Linked DNA regions of Homo sapiens: region 2 is linked to region 1. A link is a loop called in an ENCODE intact Hi-C map of the cell type or tissue named here. Cell type or tissue: B cell. All regions are shown on one strand. Links, peaks and the distances in the headings refer to the core of each region. The heading gives the core; the rest is flanking DNA. Region 1 overlaps TTC13 (tetratricopeptide repeat domain 13). Region 2 has its middle 52 kb from the start of FAM89A.

Region 1 (2,921 bases), core at 282-2,781:
CTTTTCATTTCAGGATGGAGCAAAAGTTCAACACCACAAAACTCTATAGTGACAATAAGCACAGGCACCCTTCCTGCCTCGTCTCTAGTTTACACCCACATTAAGAAGCGCACATACTTGTCTCCTGTAATCGTGATTGTGAATCCATCATATTCCTTCCCTTGGTCTTTAAGGCTGGGAACTTTTGTGTTCACGGTGAACCCATCCTTCGTTTTAGTATTAAACTGCTTTCAGGGAAAAAGAAAATTCACGTTACTAGTGTTTCATTCACTGTAAACCCCAACTGCAACTCTGTAGTGCTGGCTCTACCTTACATGTTTTTAAAAAGGGCCAAGGAGGTCATCTGATACAAGAGATGGTGGCCTGGTGGCCAAGGACATCTCTGCCTGTCTTCAGGCCCCAACAGAGCCCAGGTTACGCTCCCCACAGCTCCTACCAGAGGCCAGCAGAGAACCTCAGCACCAAAAGCTCACAGGTTCTCTTCGTCAACAAGGGGCACTGCTCACTTCTAAGAGCTCCCTTTGAATGTTTTCTCATGTCCATCTTAGTAGGCAGCAACCTTGAATCATGGCAGAATAGTTGTACCTAACATCCCGTAACTCAAAAATGCAACTTATGCTCATACTAGTGCTCAAAGCAGAGACTGATTTTTCTGAAGAGTACCCAGGATTATATCCACTAACTGGAGAACTTCATTCACACCCACACCCACACCCACCCAACTCTGTGAGCCACAGATAAGTCGGTTAAGTTAAAAGAATTACTCGGAGTTAAGAATGGCTTTCGGAGTGATAAATGTATGAACACAGTTTCAGACGTTAGCTTTCTGTTTAAAACATTTGGGACAAACCTGCAATGGCAATAAATAGGTTTCAGAAAATGACCCCCAAATTTAGTTAACTTAATATTGCCAATTTTTTTTTTTAATTGATGGACTGGAAGTTAAGAGAAGCAACAGTAAAGTACAAGAGGCTGCTGCTTCATGAGGGGAGAGCTTGTCTAGAAACAGAAAGATGCACCAGGTGTCACCAGCAGCCCAGAAGCCAGAGGATGAGTGGCACAGGTCATAAGGCCCACAGCAGGCACTGAGCAGGCAAGCATCTTTCACGCCAAAAAAAACGACTTTCAGGAGAAGAAATGCGTTAACACACTATGTGCCAATTCTCATCTAATCCTCACAACATACTGATAGCACTAGGTATGGTCTCAATCTTACAGATGAGAAACGAACTAGGTGAGGCAAAGTCTGGCTGAGTCCCAGCCAGCAGGGAAGCCGCAGAGTGGGAATGTGGGCCCAAGGTCTTGGTGAATTCCAGTCCGCGTTACTTGCTAATAAACCGCCTCTAGGGGGCGCTGACATACACGTTAACTTGGTTTTTCATCAACAGTACCATTGTGCCTTTCAGTGGAAGTTGACCTGGTACATTCCACTAAGCACTTTAAACACTCAAATATCTTGTTGTATATTCTGCTGTGTGTGCCTTGCAAAGTACCAATATATCCGTAATCCTGGGTAAAGGCTAGATGTATAATGCTGAAATGGAATGTCATCCCACCGCAGAGAACAAACATCTTACATCTTTCAGACAACAGTTGGTGATTTCACACCGAGAGGCACACTGAGGCTGGCGATGCCGCGTCTCAGGCTGCATGCTAAGTGACTACAGTCTTGTAGCCCACTCTGTTTTTCTTCTTAGACAAAGACATATAAAATATTAAAATCTCCCTAAACTGACGTTGTATTCTGCCTAATACCACAGGACATCTAAATGCCTAACTAGAATACCCACAGGAAGGCAGCTGAAGAGCCCTCACACACCAGTTTCCTTTCTATATGGTACATCTCAGGGCCTGTGGTGAAGCCATTCTGCCCCCTGGGGGGCGCTGGGGAAATTTATGGGAGACTGATTATTACAGGGATTGGACAGTTGGGAGCCAAGATTACTATATGTCCCACAGTACAGGGGATTGTCACACATAATGTATGATTTTCTAATGTCCCACTGGATTTTCATGTAGATGAAGAACATGTTTATCATTTAATCAATATGTGGGCCTGGAACCAGACTCTGTTTTGCACTTAAACGCTAACTATTTATTATATAGTTTTCATACATACTGAATTTGCCAGGAATGCAAATAGCATACACATTGAGTAAGGAGTCTACTATATATAGCTTGGAGCTTTACTAAGCTTGGTTTACCATTTCAGAAAACCACATCGCCAATGACAATGTAGCTCACCAAATAACACACAGATATGGGGCTACACTTATAACTGTCACATTCACCATGATTTTACATGCAGGTGTGAAGCACTGGCTACTGCTTTCCGGCTTCTAGAGAAGGCCTGCCCCAATTTCTGCATACTGAGATACACTGTGTGGACACTGTGTGGACTGAGATACTGAGATGACTTTGCGTGGACATTTTTTAGGAGGTGAGACATATTCTCTGTGAAGTTCATCTTAGTGCAATAAAGGAGTCAGTAAAGGGGGCATCTGAACATGTTTACTGAGTCAACGCAGTGGGTTTGAGAAGGTTGAGGGGCACTGTGTTAGTGCATCAGACCCTCACAATAAACTCCACGAGGTAGGTCTGGCCACAATATTTGGTCTTCAGCAGACCAAAAACCTGGAATAACTGTAAAATAGGCTCATCCACACCCACCCAGGCAGATGTGGGGCCTGGGTCAGATGCTCAGCTCTGTTCATGACATGCTACTTCCTTGCTATTCCTTAGAAATAGATACACTTTGCTTATTCATACAAATTTCCTAAATTTTACATGAATCAATCTCATCTACTATAGCTGCAAGGAAAACATTTACTGAAGTTGCACATTAGTGTTTAAACCACTAATTGGAAAAGCAATTCTAACTGCTGTTGGCATGTTTTGGGGCAGTTTTACTCCTAGATGGA
Region 2 (2,921 bases), core at 234-2,733, 170 kb after region 1:
TTTAGTTTGCAGTTTTATTTGAGCCTATTCAAATCAATTTCTGCTCTAATAATATTCACCTAAGATAACCGCCTTCTTTGTGAAGGAATTCCTACTTATCTTTAAGACAGAGCTGAAGTTTCAACTTCAATGGGATGTCTCTCAGATGCTCAGACAGATTTGTTTCCTTCTATGTGAACTTGTAACACTTTGTTTATAATCATCTTTATTGTCTAATTTCAATACCAGGTGAGAAGCATCACTTATGACATCACATTACAATCAGTTTTTAAGATACTAATTTCTTTTAATGCCTGGGATATATTAATGGTATAGCCCCAGCAACTGTGTCTTAAATAAATAATATCAGACATTATTAGGTACTGGGCACTGTGTTTGGTGTTTATGCACATCAACTCATCTAGCCTTTATAGCTATGAGATACATACTTTTATTATCCATTTAATAAATTACAAACTGAGGAACAGAGTAACTTGCCCAAGGTCACATAGGTAAGTACTTAGACTAGGGTTCAGATCCAGTCAGTTCCCAGAACCCTCTATTATGATATGGAGGTCATTCCCATCTTAATTTGAAACATTTATTACATTATCATCTTAACTTGAAAGGTTTTTCCAAGGGACTCTGTCTACAATCAGAGGGAGACTGTAATTTACCTGTATATTTACATCTTGCACAGTGACTTCCACGGCTTTAGAAAGGTAAGAATGGGGTCTTAGTGTATTTGCAGGTGAACATAGCTCCCTGAGGTTGATCATTAGTCACTGTGACAGTGACATGGGGCTTAGGAAATGGTGAAGGTGGTAAGAACTGGGGTTTTTTGTTTTTTGTTTTTCTTTTTGAGATGGGGTCTTGCTTTGTCACCCAGGCTGGAGTGCAGTGGTGCAATCACAGCTCATTGGAATCTCAAAGTCATGGGTTTAAGAGATTCTCCCATCTCAGCCTCCCAGGTAGCTGGGACCACAAGTGCACACCACCAAGCCTGGCTAACTTTTAAAAGCTGTGTTGTAGAGATGGGGTCTCGTTGTGTTTGCCCAGGTTGGTCTCAAACTCCTGGCCTCAAGCAATCCTCCTGCCTTAGCCTCCTAAAGTGCTGGGATGATAGGCATGAGCCACCGTGCCTGGCCAGAACTGCTTTCTAAGCTACCTGTTGCTCAGTGTTGCCCACAGACACTGTGAGGTCGTGGTTATTACCCATTTCTTTCACCGTCTAGGATTTGTAAATATCTGTTTTTGAGAATGATGTTCACTAGTTCCACTAGTGCATATTCCCTAGTTCTCATTGATTTCCAGGCCCTGTGCTGAGCACTCTATTATTCCACGCTGTCCTCCTAGTACAGAGGAGGAAGGTCGGGCTGAGAAATATCAGGATAATGTGCATAAATTTTACATAGCCAGGAGGAGATGAAGCGAGAGTCTGACTGCAATGCACGCTCTGAACAACTGTCCTCATGAACACCACGTCACCTACGCTCTGGTCCCTGAATGTGGTCTCTCAGCTGCTCACTGGTATCCAGAGAGCCCAATCTGGGCTCTGGCTGGGTGTTGGGATGTGGTTAACCGGGTTGGAGGAAATCCTTGTTTTTCCTACGGTTGCACCGACTGGTCTTTATGTTGTGTGTGAAATCCGCCCTCCTCAAAGCACACGGAGAAGGTGCTCGTCAGCGTCCCCTGCTGGCCTCAGAATGCTAAAGAGGGTGGATTTATGGGAACTCCCGCAGCCAGCTCTGCGTGGTCACAGTATCCAACATCCAAGCAGATCCCTCTTTCTCAACAACAAACACCACTCTGTTGTAGGGTTGCTAGAGAGCTGGGCCAGCATGTGTAGGGAAATTCATACACTTCCAGCATGTGTGGGGAAATTCACACATTTCCCAAGGCTTTATTGGGGATCATGAAGGGATTTTATTTAAGACAGAGTAAGCTACATGTGGCCAAGGGACCTTGCAAATTTAGTGGAGGCAGCCGGCAAAAAGGAAGGGGTATGGGGGTGGGGGGGGCGGTGGGGGAGGATAGGCCAGAGTCAAATCCTGGCTTCTGCGTTTATGAGCTTTGTAAATTGGTAAGTTGTTTTTCCCCATTAATTCATTGCCTTGTTTTCCCCATCTGTAAAATGGGACTAGCCATGCTCAACTGGCAGTTCTGAAACTTACCCAAGAAGATGCAGCCAAAGTTGCTCAGTAGCTCTTCAGTTAGACTGTCTGTGAAATCCACGTGTGGTTTAGACCCAAACACCCATAGCAATGGTTTGACAATTCCAAATGTAGCTGCTGAAACGAAGAAAATTAAGGGTCTAGGGGAAATCATTTTCTCTCTTGAATATGTTTCTTTAAAAAGAAAAAGAGCCTAATTTAAGTGACAATGTGTTGATTAACAGCTGGGTGTTTCTAAAGGGTTGAAAATTAAGCGCCCAGTTATCTGGTCAACTTTAAAATAAAGGCAGTTAAACACACTCTGGGCTGGGCGCGGTGGCTCACACCTGTAATCCCAACACTTTGGGAGGCCGAGGCAGGCAGATCACCTGAGGTCAGGAGTTGAAGACCAGCCTGGCCAACATGGCGAAACCCCGACTCTACTAAAAATACAAAAATTAGCTGGGTATGATGGTGTACGCCTGTAATCCCAGCTACTCAGGAGGCTAAGACATGAGAATCGTTTGAGCCCAGGAGGCAGAGTTTGCAGTGAGCCGAGATTGCACCACTGCACTCCAGCCTGGGCAACAGAGTGAGACTCTGTCTCAAAAAATGAAAATTAAACACACACACACTCTGTCATAGAGGAATTTCTGGGAACTGTCTAATTAAGGACACCGCTCTGCTCCAGAGAACCTACGGGGTCATGTTCTCACTCGCCACTCCCTTGTCCGCAAAGGGAAGTGCTGCATATATAAAATCACTGAAAGAATCACATGATTTCCTTTA

The links. A loop is a pair of places that touch in the nucleus more often than their neighbours do. Peaks named below come from ENCODE experiments on the same cell type or tissue, not always from the same donor. Only the 100,000 strongest peaks of a DNase experiment are listed, where the experiment ranks them.
Region 2: a loop joins it to region 1, with 31 times the contacts of the local background. A loop is called at or near these places in 27 of 110 quality-filtered maps.

The regions. Positions count from the first base shown.
Region 1 is chr1:230,916,076-230,918,996 of GRCh38, forward strand. TTC13 (tetratricopeptide repeat domain 13) reads right to left here. Exons shown (of 23, transcript NM_024525.5): 18 at 118-227. Among named protein-coding and RNA genes, the nearest start is that of C1orf198, 49 kb to the left of the region's middle. In B cell, for the core only: CTCF peaks have their summits at 1,337 (motif pointing right) and 1,543; a DNase peak (open chromatin) is centred at 1,356; H3K27ac peaks cover 828 bases.
Region 2 is chr1:231,090,460-231,093,380 of GRCh38, forward strand. No RefSeq gene overlaps it. Among named protein-coding and RNA genes, the nearest start is that of FAM89A, 52 kb to the left of the region's middle. In B cell, for the core only: a CTCF peak has its summit at 1,668 (motif pointing left); a DNase peak (open chromatin) is centred at 1,662; H3K27me3 peaks cover 239 bases.